Linked DNA regions of Mus musculus: region 2 is linked to region 1. Evidence: chromatin contacts called from ENCODE Hi-C or POLR2A ChIA-PET data. All regions are on one chromosome and are shown on one strand. Each heading gives the region's core, a stretch centred on a gene start or an enhancer-like site at or near the end of the contact. The rest is flanking DNA. Distances are from core to core; before and after follow the strand shown. Region 1 holds the start of Zfp248 (zinc finger protein 248). Region 2 holds the start of Ankrd26 (ankyrin repeat domain 26).

Evidence for each region. A loop is a pair of places that touch in the nucleus more often than their neighbours do. ChIA-PET counts read pairs that join two places held with the same protein, here RNA polymerase II (POLR2A).
Region 2: a loop to region 1 is called in a map of T-helper 1 cell, with 2.0 times the contacts of the local background. The contact joins the promoter of Ankrd26 here to the promoter of Zfp248 in region 1. A Hi-C loop is called at or near these places in 1 of 37 maps with a recorded cell type or tissue (T-helper 1 cell). POLR2A ChIA-PET finds 5 or more read pairs at or near these places in 1 of 5 experiments (Patski).

The regions. Positions count from the first base shown.
Region 1 is chr6:118,450,801-118,458,605 of GRCm38, reverse strand. It overlaps Zfp248 (zinc finger protein 248), which reads left to right and starts at 3,100. Exons shown (of 6, transcript NM_028335.2): 1 at 3,100-3,190; 2 at 3,695-3,929; 3 at 4,719-4,760. The coding sequence starts at 4,746.
Region 2 is chr6:118,558,956-118,566,760 of GRCm38, reverse strand. Ankrd26 (ankyrin repeat domain 26) reads left to right here and starts at 4,490. Exons shown (of 34, transcript NM_001081112.2): 1 at 4,490-4,948; 2 at 7,376-7,490; 3 at 7,650-7,805. The coding sequence starts at 4,704.

The DNA of each region.
Region 1 (7,805 bases), core at 1,851-4,350:
TGCATTTTTCTGTTTCTTCCACTCAGTTCATACATTTTTTAACCTATGTGTCAAGTTTATTTCTTCTAGTATTTTACAGTTTCATCTCCAGACGATGCTTTGCAAGTCTTTCAACCACCAAAAGCTCCGATTCCCTTAAAATTTCTTGGGTCAGGCAATGTAGATCTTTTATAAAGCCCACCTATAAGCATGGTTCTTCCTTCATGGTACTCTAGGAAGCTCTTGCCATAGCAAACAAACAAACAAGACATTGGTAAGATTTGGTCAGCAACCATGCTAGTCTAACAGAAGCTACCAGAGGACAGACTCTAATCAATTTTCTGAGAGTAAGTTGTTGCTGCCAGAGGCCAATGTGGGTAGAAGTTTACAACTGAGAGACTAGAAAGGGAATGGGCCCTTATCTGGGAATTTCCACAATGGTTCAGAGGTATCTCTCAGAAGAAAGCAGAGGATCCTCTCTGAATAAACCACAAAAGTGAAATAATACAAATATTTGTGGCTTGTCAAAGTTAGCCTTAGCCAACAAGGCAGTTTAAACCAACACCAACTACTTAGTTAAGTCAAACAGGAATGCTTTCTTGCTTCCCAAACATCAATACTGTTCTGACCATGGTGGATGCACCTGCAGCTAACCACCAAGGGTATGTGTGAGGTTTTATTGACACATCATGGGCAAGTGTATCCAGAAAAGCCTTGGGAGAGCTATTAGTCATCGAACATCCAGAAACACTTTACTGCTGTCAAATATTTTATGATTTCCCAATATTTTATGTAACTACACAGATATTTCTAAGTTGGATATGTAAGCACCCATTTTGTACCTCTATCTGTTTAGAAATTTAAATATCCTTATGCCCCAGAGCACTGAGTGCAGTTAAAAAGCTAAGATATCAAAGTCTCTAAGTTCTTGAGAAATGGCTGGTTCTAGGGCTATGTAATGAAAATCCAGGTTGAATCTGTACCATCTTGTGATATCAGAAAGTTAGGAAATGCTTTTCAAAAGTAACAAGGATATGTTAAAAGATCTAACAGCTCCCAATATCCAATGTTTGAATGCTGAGGCTCAGAATAACATACTATTGTTAGATCATATCATGAAATAAAAAGTGTCAGAGGACAGGCCCTGACCTAAAACATTGAATAATAACATGAATGGCTCTGAAATGATTTTGGTGTACATAAAAGAAGTCAAATTCAGAAGCCACGTTAAAACCTACTTGTATTTATTTGGAATTCTGGGGAAGGTAAAACTATATAGTACAGAGAATAAATCAGCCTATAGGGAGGATGGGGAGGGAGCAAAGTAGACAGAATGACAGTCATCGAGAACAAACTAAATACACAAGTTCATACTAATGTAGGTAACGCTGGATGAACCAACAAGAGCAATGAGATGCTTCATCTCAAGTATCCTGAAGCAATGGAGGACAGGATGGAGAAGCCATTATGAACTGGGAGAGACTAAGAAGGCTTGGTGCCTTCAGGGACTTCTGGTATTTTTGGATTTGTTCCTGGAGCAAAAATAGAAAAATCACTGGAGAAGGGAGAGTTGAATAAATCCTATAGTTTACTTCTTTTCATAATAAGTGTTCCTCAGAGACATCATCTGCTCACTTGAGTTAAATATGTGTGAACACTATGTTGATCTGTTTTCCCCCTAAGATTTGAGGTTCATGCAGCCCATGTGGGCCTTGAACTGTCTATGTAGCGAGAGACCAACATCTTTCTGGGGATGGTCAGCCTGGCCCAGCAGAAGCAGCTATCCTTTTAATGCTATTCAGCACTAGGGTTGTGGCTTCTCTCTCTTTTATCCAGAGAATATTCATGATGATGATCTTTTAGTTTAGACTACTTTCCAGGATTTTATATAAATTTGTTTCACATTCACAAACTAATTAGTTAGTTAAAATATTACATAATTTTCCCCTTCCCTGTCCTCCCTTCTACCTCTACCCTATATCTAACTCCCCTTTCTCCACAGCCTTTTTTCTTTAACCACTCTTTTTACACACACACACACACACACACACACACACACACACACACACACACAAATAGAAACTTCTGCATCCCTCAGTGTTGCCTGCAGGTGTATGCCTTTGGGGACTGACTGACCACTTGGTATTGGACAACAACTCATGGGGCTCACCCCTGGGGAAGACTAATTCTCTCTCTCTCTCTCTCTCTCTCTCTCTCTCTCTCTCTCTCTCTCTCTCTCTGTGTGTGTGTGTGTGTGTGTGTGTGTGTGTGTGTAGTTGCTGATTGTCTGCAATTCTTCATCTTGGGATGCCAGGAGAGAAGCGAGGCCTATAGCACGAGGCTAGTGAGATCATGAATCTTATAGGAAACCCTACCACTGCCACTGTCCCAAAGTAGCACAATTCATAACTACATTCCCTATACGTATCATTATACCCACAGGTAAGCGTAGCTCTCATCCCTTAACAAAGACATTCTTTTTACAGCAGTTAGAGACCATTACCGAAGGACACACCTTGTCAAAATACAGTGAGCAACTGAGGGAAGAGTTCTCAGCCCAACTGATATAACACTCCTCCACCTAAGGCTCGAGCAATGCTGCAGAAGACCTGGTAGAGATTTTAAGAGCCAGAGGATAGGGAAGTCTGATGTGAGATTGTGTCTTGTAGCTAGGACAGGGAAGCCACGCCTATGAAATCTCAGCAAAGTGACCAAGTCCTGAACTATTCCAACACCAGTTGACATTCCAACATAATTTTTAACACATCTTTCCTTCTTTTTGAGTGTAGAAAATATATTAATTTGATCCCCAGTCCCCAGGGTAGTGACAGAAGGCTGGCGCTAGATAGAATAAAGATACAGAAAACTGTCGCGGTGTACCAGAAAGTCCCATCCTGGGAAATGAGTCTGACAAGGTCGTGTTTACACTGCAAACACCTTTACTTCTTACATAAAGTAACCCTGGTTTCTAGACGCCTTCAACAGCATCATTTTACAATACAGAGTGAGACAGGAGCTGACTCCGTTTTCCAGGCAACAGTCCTTCTTCCAACACTGGACGTGGAGACCCCACTACGAGCACCGTTGGGCGCACCGCCCCTTCCTCTGCGCATGCGCAAACTGCAGTCCTGCTCCTGGTCCATCCGTGGCCTCGCGTACCTCCTGGGAAACAACTCCTGGCCTTCGGCACGGTGCACTGCAGGAGCGGCGGGTGAGCCTTAGACAGCATCAAGGGCGGAGGGTTCTGGGAGCTCGGGCCATCCTGGTCGCTGTTGGCAGCAACCAGGGACCAGCGGGGTGGAGGGCTGTATGGGGAAACGCCGGGGTGCGCTGGGACTCCATGGCTCGGGCTTGCGGGATCCGGATAGTCCCGCACTTCTGCAGAGCTAATCTAGGGCCTCTAGCTCGTGCTACGCCTGCGCATTTTGCCCACTAGGCGGGGAAGATGCGGGGTGGTTGGGCGGAACCCTGAGGAGTTGACTCACGCATGGCGCGAGCGTGACGCGGTGACGCATCCGTTCTCTGGCTGCTGGGGCTAGATGCTGGGATGTGGGGGGCGAGCGGGTAAGCCAGGTCCCGAGTGAATGAATTACTGGGACAGAATAACCTACCCGAGACTCGGTTTCCTTTTGTGCACAGTGTGACTATTACGAATACTTGCTGCAATTTTCTTTTCTTTTCTTTTTTCTTTTTCTTTTTTTTTTTTATTTTTAAGCTACTACTAGGGAGCCCACCCTCGCAGGGGGCCTTTGGACTGGTCCCTAGGGCGCAGTGTTTGGAGTGGAAGAGGAAAGTGGTTAGCTAGCCACCAAACCTCCTGCCCCCTCACACACCCGGGATCCCAGTTCTGAATTTGGTTCTCGCTCATGTGTTTTGTGAAAATGACAGTGTCCTGAAACCATGGAAGACTGTGTGCTCGCCGAAAGTCTGGGACAAGTTTAAGGAGAGAGGTGAGCTGGAGTTGAGAGAGATGGGTGCATACAGGCTGCACATGGAATGCTAGTTCTTGGAAAACGATTGGGAGTGAAAGGCTCACAGGTCCGGAATTGCTATCACTGCCCCTACCTCCACATCTTATGCATCCCTCCTACCTGGTTAACTGTGGAGAGGCGGTCCCTTAGACTCTTGACTCATGTGAAGGTGGCATGTAGGGACACGCTTGCTATTATGGCCATATGTTTCCATCGGACAGTAGTGTAGGTGGGTCCTGAGAATCTCAACATCTTGCAGGTTTTTAGTGACACAACCGGGGCCTGCAGATGGCTGTATATTTTGTCTCTTTGAGGTGCAAGTTTCTTATCAAGCGATCGTTTTGAGAATTGTAAGCAAGCAACTTGGAATGTAAGCAAATACATTTTGAAATTTTTATCTTGCCTTAAAAGCCCCGTTCATTTCCTTGACTTACCTGACTTCAAGGGATTAATGGTGTTAGATTTAACAAAACCTCCTGATTCCCACCGCTGTCTCCGCACTCCCTCATTTTCCTTGATCATCAGTCCGGACAAGCCCATAGCCTTTCCTCCTTTAGATTATCATTTGCTGAATTAAAAAGATTGTCTCATGTTTTTAATTCTCCTGTAAGTTGGGTGCTAAGGGAAAACAAGCGTTTGCATTCATTCAGTGCAAAGGATCTAAACTCAACTTATGTTAGAGCCACACCTGAAGAAGTAACACCTTGCTTGTGGCTGCATGCAGGGCAGGCCAAGTCTCTGCTGACATCATTCTTCCTTCTCCCTCAGCTTTCCCTCCTCCACTCAGAGCAGAAAATGAACAAATCCCAGGTGAGTTTTTTTGGCTTATTTATTCCCATTTTGTTGATTGTTTTGTTTTTCAGTGAAAAAGTAGATCAGGCAAAAGTTTACAGCCACTGTAAAAATTTGCATCGGGCCAGTTGCCAGAATTGGGTGGAAGCTTTTGAAAGTCACAGAAATATCGGCTGACAAAAATTTCTCTGTGTTTTCTGGTAGTCGCACGGAGGTGAATGTGATCTGTTGTCTATCATCCTTTCTTGTTAAAACCAGATACTAGTTCAAGCCTAACACCGAGGCTGGAGTAGACTGCTCTGGCTCTCCCGGAACGGACTCTAAAGGAGATGACAGAATCTGCAGCCCTATGTATTCTCAACGTAGCTGTCCTAAATGTTCAGCCAGCTCATTAAAGTCTAGGTCAATTTGCATGTGGGCAGCTTATGTTTATGCATTTCTTGTTTACATTCAACCTGAAAAATAAGGCCATATCCCCTCACTGCCATTCACCCAAATCAGTTCTAGAAAAGGCCACCAAATTGCCTTCCAGGCCAGCCAGCAAATGTTCCTGTCATGGCCTTTCTTGACTGTCAGCAGTATTTGGTAGTTTTGCCAGTGGACTGTTTTAAAGATTTATTTTATTATTTTTAAATAAGTTGCTTTTCATACAATGTATTTTTATCATATTCTTTCCTCCCTCAACTCCTTCCAGATTCTCCACACCCAACTTCATGTTCCTTCTCCTCTGCCAAAAAATCAAAAGAGTCAACATCAACAAAATCCAAAAATTGAAAATAAGACAAAACGAAAAGTACACTTACACAGGTGCGCACACACACGCACAAGCCTACACACACATGTGCACACATATAGATGCGCAAGCCTGCGCGCGCACACACACACACACACACACACACACACACCTGACTGATTTTTCACCAGCCCATGTGAACTTGTCTTTTTTTTTTTGCCCCAGACATTTCTTTCACCCTTGACCCTCCATTCCTTGTTTTACCAGTGGGTCTCATGTGTCTTCTTTCTTTTTCTTAATGGTTTTGAATTACTAATATACTAACATTTAGAATAGTATATTCTAATAAAAATTTTAAAATTCTGAGCCAATGAAAAAAGCTAATGCAAAAGATACAGAAGTGTCTACTCCTTCCTGCTTCACCCTTTCTGTGTCCTGTAGGTCTGGTGACATTAATCCTCTCCAGACATTCTCACTGAGCATGAAAAGTATTCTATAAGTAACTATGTCAGTTGGCAAAATCTGGAACAATTCTAGATATGAATGCATGGTCATTCTATCATCGTTATTCAGTTTTGTAATAGCTACTTAAATAAAACTAAATAATTACTTATTAAATTAGAATATGCATGGCTATTCTCATATATCCCTTCCTTTTATATTTACAAATCTGATCTCGGAGCTTCTCAAGCTCGGTTGCACCTCTGAATCTGCAACATCCCTTTACCGTCGGTTCTGAGAGCGCAGATGTAGACGGAGCCCTGAATCTCCCTGTTTTCCTCCTTCCTTTTCTCTACCAATCCTCCTTCTCCTCCTACCTTCTTCCCCCTTCCTCTTTTTCTTCTTTCCCTTAGAGATTATATCTGAGGCCTTGAATACATTCAACAAGTGCTCTGGTACTGAGGTATACCCCTGCTCCTGAGTTTTTAAGGCAAACCCTTGTTTTGTAGCCCAGACAGGCCATTAACTCATGACCTGCCTCTGCTGTCCCAATGCTGGGGATGCCATGGACCACAAGCCCAGAGGGCTTCTGAATTTCTGCAGACAGATGCTTCACTCCTGAGCTGTGCCCTCTGAATGCTGCAGTTCTAATAAGTTCACGCCGGAATCCTGTTCTGCTGTTCTGGGGACCATCTTTGGAGGGCAAGCCCGCACACTGCATCCTCCATACTTCTTATTTCAGTTCACAGCGTGTGCCAGAATTCTCCGACAACGCACAAATTACTGTTGCTGTGCGTTCTCTCTCCCCCTCCCCTTCCCCCCTCTCCCCTCCATGCCTCCTTCCCCCTCTCCCCACCTCTCTCCTTTCCTCTTTTTGTTACAATCCCATAACAGTTGGATATCCAACTGTCTAACCTACACATTTATTAAACTAATGTTGTTCTAGCTGGGCGATGCCTTTAATCTCAGCACTCAGGAGGCAGAGACAGGTGGATTACTCTAGAGTTCAAGGCCAGTCTGGTCACAGAGCAAGTTCCAGGACAGTCAGGGCTACAAAGAGAGACACTGTTTCAGAAAAATCAATAAAACAAAACTGCTGCTGTTTTTTCACAGCTCTCTCTCTGTTTGTGTGTGTGTGTGTACACGCGCACGTGCGCATTTGTGTTTATTGTATAATTCATGTACGTGCGCATTTGTGTTTATTGTATAATTCATGTAGTTGTGTTCATGAGTTCCCAGGACTTGATCAGCTCTGTGGGCCTGCCTGTCTTGGCGTGACCATTTATAATCTCATTGACTGTGCGTGAGAATGCTTGTTTTCCCACAGGTTTTCTGGTAGACTGTGTGGTGAAGTTTTTGGATTGGGGGGAGCTTGAGTAAGTGGTATTTCAATATCCCCTCCCTCACTGCTACACACCTACTTTCAAATTCCCGACCCTCTGTACTTCACCCCATCTCCTCCCATATCTGCACTGACCCCCCTTTTTCCCTTCCTCTCCTCTCTCCCTCCCAGATCCCTCTCCCTCTACTTCCCAGAGATTATTCTCTTACCCCTACTGAGTAGTATTGTAGCATCTACACTTTGGTGGGATCTTCTTTCTTCTTGGGTTTCATATGGTCTGTGAGTTGTATCATGAGTATCCCGGGCTTGTTTTTGACTAATATCCACTTATCGGTGAGTACATACCAAGCGTGTTTTTTTGTGACTGGGTGACCTTACTCAGGATGATACTTTCAAGTTCCATCCATTTGCCTGTGAATTTCATGAAATCATTGTTTTTAATAGCTGAGTAGTACTCCATTGTGTAAATTTACCACATTTTCTGTATCCATTCGTCTGTTGAGGGACATCTGGATTGTTTCCATCTTTGACATTTATAAATAAGGCT
Region 2 (7,805 bases), core at 3,241-5,740, 110 kb before region 1:
AGCTCTGTCCCCCATTTTTTGTGTTACTTAGGTTTTTGAAGGTTAACTTCTTGAGTTCTTTGTGTATTTTGGATATTAGCCCTCTGTCAGATGTAGGGTTAGTGAAGATCTTTTCCCAATCTGAGGCTGCCTTTTTGTCCTATTGACGGTGTCTTTTACCTTACAGAAGCTTTGCAGTTTCATGAGGTCCCACTTAGCAATTGTTGATCTTAGAGCCTAGGCCATTGGTGTTCTGTTCAGGAAATTTCCCCCTGTACCAATGAGTTTGAGGCTCTTTCTCACTTTCTCTTCTATTAGATTCAGTGTATCTGGCTTTATGTTGAGGTCCTTGATCCACCTGGACTTGAGCTTTGTGTAAGTTGGTAAATATGGATCTATTTTCATTCTTCAACATACAGACTGTCAGTAAGACCAGCAGCAATTATTGAAGATGCTTTCTTTTTTCCACTGTATGTTTTTGGCTTATTTGCTAAAGATCAAGTGTTCATAGGTGTGTGGGTTTACTTCTGGATCTTCGATTCTATTCCATTGATCGACCTGTCTGTCTCTGTACTTTCATTTTTACAGGAGCGCATTAGTTAAGAGGCTTTGGAGTTTTATAGAGATCTTGGACATTTAAGTGTTGACATTTTTAAAAACCATGGCACTTTTAAAAATTGGAGTGAAAATGAAAGGGATTTGCTTCAAGTGATGTGTTTGTGACAAAGCTGACAAGGGATTGAATGTCATAGTTTTTGCCAATGAGACACCAACCTAGAAGTAGAGAAGCAGAGGAAATCTTAATTGAGGAATTATCTCCCATCAGACTGGACTGTGGGCATATCCATGTGGACATTTTCTTGCTTGTTAGTGGATGTGGGAGAGCCCAAGCCAAGGCAAGTGGTGCCATCCCTGGGCAGATGCCCCTAGGGTGTTTAAGAAAGCAGGCTAAGCTGGGTGGTGGTGGCGCACGCCTTTAATCCCAGCACTTGGGAGGCAGAGGCAGACGGATTTCTGAGTTCGAGGCTAGCCTGGTCTACAAAGTGAGCTCCAAGACAGCCAGGGCTATACAGAGAAACCCTGTCTCGAAAAAAAAAGAAAAAAGAAAGAAAGAAAGAGAGAAAGAGAGAAAGCAAGCAAGCAAGCAAGCAGGCTGAGCAAGCCATGAGGACCAAGCAGAAAGCAGCGCCCCTCCATGACCTCTGTCTCAGGTCTTCCTGCTCAAGGTTACTACTTTGAGTTTCCACTATGGCTTCCTTAGATAATGGACACCAATCTGTAAGCAAAAATAAACCCTTTCCTTCCAAGTTACATTTGGTCATAGGGTTTCATCAGAGCAGCAGAAACACAAATATAACAAATGTAATGTCTAAAAATAGTTAACATTTTTAAATGTCAAAAAACGATATTTAAAATCAGGAAAGAAAAGCTTGACAACTATTCTAATCAATATACAAAATTAAGTAATATAAATAAATATTTTAATTTGTTTAAATAGTATTTAAGTTTATTAAGAAAGGACATTAAGTAAATAGTATATAGGTGAAGATTTTTTTAAAAACTACTATTCTTAATTATACAACTGCTTACTTAGAAAACTCAAGACTACTATAAAAATTATCACCAAAATTCTTAATTTACAACAGGATATAGATCCAAGATAAGACTGGCAAAATTGATAGCTTTATTCACATTAGGAAAATTTACCAGAAAGGGCAATCAAGGGCTGGGGAGATGGCTCGGTGTGTAATGGCTCTTGCTGCTAAGCCTCATGATCTGAGTCCATAAAGTAATTAAGTTTAATAAAAATGAAGAGCTCCATAAACAATGGTAAAACTACAGCCTGTAGAAGAAATCTAAGCATAAAAACACAAAGCGAGGTCTCAATGGAGAGAATACTGCTCGTGGATAATAAGACTTGATGGTGTGGAAAAAATGTGCTTTTGGGGACTGTGGATGTAGCTGAGCTGTGGAGTGCTTGCCTGGGGTGCTATGCAACTGGGTACCAACAGCATGGACTGTGCTTGGCACTGCCTGCCTATAATCCTAGCCCTGGGAGGGAGAGGGAGAAGATTCAAGGTCATTCTCAGTTACACAGCTGACCATGGTCTCTGGGGGAGGAGACCCTATGTAATAAGAAAGTGATGATTGTACTTTAATGCACATTTAATGAACAGTAAAGCCATCTATTATTTTAAATCAGCTTTTGGGAATTTCATACAGAACTGTATTACATCATTTCTACCTCATCCCCCCTCCCTCCAATTACTCCCATGTCCTCCTCACTCCCTTTCAAATTCATCTTGTCTACTTTGTTTTACACACACACACACACACACACACACACACACACACACACACACGCATAATGCTGAGCTTCAAAAGGCAGTTCTTGTCTCAACTGCCTTGATGAGGTTTTATGGGTGTACTCTCCTCTCATATCCAGAAGACACTAATGAGTCCTCTTGTTCTAACAATCATTCTACCCTCTAGCCTTCCATGGAGTCTCTGGGGCTTGGGTATATAGGGGATTTGTTGTAATGTATCAGCTGGGGTTGGGGACCCTATGGTCCACTACTGCCAGTTTCCTAAGGCACTATTATGTCTAACTTTAGTATAATTTTACATTTGAGGTTTCTATGTTATGTGTATGAATGTCCCATTTGCATGCCTGTCTATGTGCCACATATATGCAGAGCCAATGAAAGGTAGAAGAGGGCATCAGGTCCCCTGGAACTTGTACAACCGACCAATGCTAGTCTTCATCACATGGGTGCCGGACAGTCAGTGCTCTATCGGCTGAGCCATAGCTCCAATCCCCTGTACTTGTGTTCTAAATACTTGTCCTTGTACCCACAGATGAGTGTAAGTCTCACCCCTTGCCAAAGAAGCTTCTTTTTGCAACAGGTGGAGGTTACTAAAGCAATCTACAGCTGGTCAAAATGCAGAGAATAACTAGCTAATAGTTAAATGGACCCAGAGCAAAGCCCAGAGCAGTGTGATAGAGAGACAGAAAGCAGGGGCAGTGGTCTACACCCAAAACACCAGCTTTCCAAAGCGGAGGCAGGAGAATCATTAAGGTTCAAGGGTAGCATAGGCTAGAGTGAGATTCTGTTTTACACACACACACACAGAGGCACACATGCACACACATGCGCGCACACACACACAAAGATAAAATTAGCAATAGAATTTATTTCAATTTTTATTACAAAAGATATAGTCAAATCAAAAACCTGTGGAATCATTCCATTGAGTACAGCATGTATTACAGATCCACACTGCAGAAGTGGGATTCCTGTGGGTTGGGGAGCAGGGGGAGGGGGTAGGATAGGAAAGCTGATAACATTCGAAATGTAAAGAAAATATCTAATAAAAAATTAAAAATTAAAAAAAAAAAGAAGCTGTACCATAGGAACTGACTGATCTGAACTACTGCCGTAGCAAGTTTTGAACGTTGCAAGTCCAGAAGCAAATCACATTGAGCCATCGTGTTCTCCTGTGCGTGGGACCTAGCTTCTTTATGTCCAGGAGGTAAAGCCTTTGGAATGTCCACTGGGACTCCTAGCTTCCATCAGCCAAAGGGGGTAAGAAATTCATCAACTGCCATCTGAGGGGTGTTAACACAAAACCCACTTACCTGACGTACCCACCGACGTATCTGAAAAGTGGGTTGATTTGTTGTCGTTTCTATTAAAATTGGAACATGAAACAGGATTTGAGGTAGCCTGAATTTGAGGTAGTTCCTGCGGCCACTGGAGGTCCTATTAGGCACGAACGGTATTTTATTCCCTTTGAGGTGAGTTGTGGCTTTAGATTGACAAAATTTATTAACAATTTAAAACGTCAAGGTGAACACTTACACTGGAAAACTGCTTACTAAGTATTACTTTTTCCAGGTCCAAAACCAAAAATTTACACACATCATATCGTTTCATTCAGATCCCAAATGCAGACAACCTTTTCTTCTTACCTCCCATCAGCTTGTCTAACTCATATACTGACTCTTTAGGCTGTGAAACACGATCATTTATTGCACTAATTCCCAAACTACTTAGCTTAACAAAATCTCTTCCCTTACTCTTCCACGCCACGATTCCATCCATGCTGTTTGTAGTTTACTTTTTGATTATCGCCTACCTAGAGTCCAATAGGTTTGCTCCCCAACAGGTTTAACTGCCACTGAAACACAAGGCCAAAGCTAAGCAGGGAGGCCGGACTCCAGAAGGTTCTGCGCCCATCTGCCAGGCGCCCTCAATGCCCGCAGTCCTGGAGTACTGGGTCTGGGTTCCACGCTGCTGAGCGACCCCCATTCCTGTTGAAGCCTTGCAGCGATCACGCCCAAACCGAGGCTAACCCGGGCCTCTGGAAACAACACACTGCCCACCTCCGCCTTAAACCCCGGGTTAGAGAACCCGCTAGGTTGCAGCGCCCTGACCTCCTGAACAGCAAAGAAGGCGGAGCCTGGCCGTGCGCACGCGTGCTGGGCACTGGTCGCTGCTGGGCCTGTGTGAGCATGCGCGGCAGCAAGAAGGCGCGGGTTGCTAGTTTGCAGCTCGGCTTGGCGATTATTGTGCTTTAAAAACCTGCCGGGCCATGCAGCGTCTTTCCCGGTGGGATCCCGTGCGTCTAGGCCGGCTTTTCAATAAGTGCCCTAGCTGCGTTGTGTTGTCAGCCAACGTTGCGCGGGGAAGAAGGTGCCTGTGAGGGGCGTACCCTCTGCCATGAAGAAGATTTTTGGCTTCAGGAGTAAGGGCCCATCGCCCTTAGGCCCCTCTGCCCGCCCGCGCAGCAACTGCGTGGGCTTTGGACGCGAGAGTGCTAGTGGCTCCCACGTGCCCAGGTACCATATTCACGACAAGGATATGGGCAAGATCCACAAGGCTGCAAGCGTGGGAGATGTAGCCAAAGTGCAGCATATCCTTATCCTTGGAAAAAGTGGCGTGAACGATAGAGACAAGAAGGACAGGTAATAAATGGCCCGCCAGTTAGCGGGGCGGGACGAAGCTGGTGGGGGAGCGTGCACCTACCTTGTCTGGCTTTGGGGCTGGAAGACAGAGAGTCTATCTTTCATTAAGGAAGCTTGACTCTTCCCACCTGGCTTTGAATGCCTAAGTCTTAGTGGGGTCTAAGCCCTGACCTGTATGAACAGCAAGGACAGCAACAAAAAACACTTCAGCTGGTTTCTGATCCACTGACAGTTCCCTTCACTGGCAATGTAAAGCGAGTTAACTAACATTTTAACTTTCTGCATACATATAAGAAAGTTTTATGTTGTAGAAATACATAATAGGAGAAATGTTTCTGTTCAAGGTTAAAAATTCTTCCACTAACATACAGGATCCATCTTATCACTGCCGTACACCTGTGTGAATGGTTTTGGTTGGTTGGTTTGTTTTTACTGCATTTTGAAGTGGGAAAATAGTTCCATATTCTCGAGTCAAAGATTGGTAATTCCCAGAACTCGAACTCTGAATATCCTGATCAATTTAACGTAAGCCAAACCCGACCGTCAGCGTTTTAACAATTTTGAGTTTCTTATGTTGCTTTTGATTTTGTGATGAGACGAGAAAAAAAAAACTTTCTAAAGGATAAAACTACTAGTTTTCACAAGTCAGTCGTTTACTAGCAGCCAAAGAGACACAGCAGTGAGCAGGGTGGAATAGAAAACCCAGAACATATCCAATCAAGTATATGTAAGAATTTAGATATTGCTGGGCAGTGGTGGCTCATGCCTTTAATCCCAGCACTTGGGAGGCAGAGGCAGGTGGATTTCTGAGTTCGGGGCCAGCCTGGTCTACAGAGTGAGCTCCGTGACAACCAAGGCTACACAGAGAAATCCTGTCTCAAAAAACAAAACAAAACGAAAAAACCAACCAACCAAACAAACAAACAAAAAAACCAAAAAAGAATTTAGAAGTTGATTCTGGTGACACCCCAGTTAGTAGGGAACAAACACTTAGGAATGAAATGGTTGTTGACTTGTTTGGAGAAAACTAGCAACATTTCTATGTCACTAAAATAAATCCCTGATAGAATATAAGTTAAACACTAAAAGAAAACACAGTGAGAAAAGTACCAAAACAAAACAAAGAGATGAGGAACGACTGCAGAACCACTGTGTGTGTGAGTGTGTGTGAGTGTGTGTGTACACACCCGTGTATGTATCCGTGTATTGGTGATTGAATGCAGGTTTGTAGTGTATCCTCAGGATACTTTCTAACATTGAGCTTTTTAAAATGAAGCATTCTCAAGACCCATTGAACAAAATCTGAGGATAAAGGGACTGTATACTTGCAAAGTGTTCACAGTATGTATGTATATATATAATATATATACACACATATGTATATATATTAGTATATATGTGTGTTATAGATAGATAGATAGATAGATAGATAGATAGATAGATAGATAGATGAGAGCAGTGTTCCTGCTGAAGCTGGTGTTGCTTAGGGCTTCCCAGTAGATGCACTGATTTTTATGTTGCTTTGTATCGTGGGTGGGAGGGGAAGTACGTCTGCTTCCATCCTTTAGTTTGTGTGGCTTTAGTGAGATGTGTTTCACTCAGACAAACAGTAGTGTTATTCAGGGGATCTCCCCCACCCACCCCATTGGTTCAAATATGGTTTATTCTTTTGTATTCATAGCCTGGGGTTTGCTGGTATACTGTTAGTCCTTTCCATCCCCAGTTCTCATCTCTTTATCTGTCCCCTGTCATACCTGCCCCTCACCCATGCACACATACACAAGAACTGCAGGCTCGCCTTGTGGCCAGGGCTGTCGCTCTATTTTCTTTCTTTTTAATATTCTTAAGAGAGATAGATGATAGATAGGTAGGTAGATAGATAGATAGATAGATAGATAGATAGATAGATAGATAGATGAGAGTGTGTCTGTGTGTGTGTGTGTGTTAGTGAAGATGTGTGTATGCCATGCTGTGCTTGTGGAAGCCAGATAACTTTCAGGAGTCAGTTCTCCTTTTAACATAGGATTTAGGGAGTGTATTGAGGTTGTTGGGCTTTTGTGGCCAATGCCTTTGTCCAGAGAAAGGCTAAGTGATGACTAGTAAGCAGCAGACCTTAAAGCCATGTTTATACCCAAGTCCAAGCCACATCCAAAGGATATATACACTTCTTTGCAAATTGGCTGCTCTGGGCTAGGAATGTAACTCAGTAATTGTTTGCTTAGCAAAAGTCTCTGCTGCAAAACACACACACACACACACACACACACACACACACACACACACACGGTTGTATTTTCAAGAATGTACTGTTGTCTGCAGAAAAATACTTGTTTTGAAAGAAGATATAACATAGCGTTCTACATTTCATGAAATGTATTTTTAGATGATACTATGTAGTTTTCCTAAGATGTGCTCTGGTTTTCACAGGACTGCTCTACATCTTGCCTGTGCTTACGGCCACCCAGAAGTGGTGACTCTCTTAGTAGAGAGAAAATGTGAGATAGATGCCCGTGACAGCGAGAGCAGCACGGCCCTCATTAAGGTACCAGCAGCCAGCACTTCTGGCTGAATTGCGTCTCATTTAAACACTTGGGGCATAAAAGACCTCGATTTGATTTAAATATAGTAATAAGTAAAGCCGACAATGTGTGTATTTTGAATCCCTAAGCTGATGATTTTCTCCTTGATGCACTAACACCAGGCCGTGCAGTGCCAGGAGGAAGAATGTGCAGCCATACTGCTGGACCACGGGGCCGATCCAAATGTGATGGACAGCAGCGGCAACACCGCCCTCCACTACGCGGTCTACAGTGAGAACACGTCCATGGCAGCCAAACTGCTCGCACACAATGCAAAC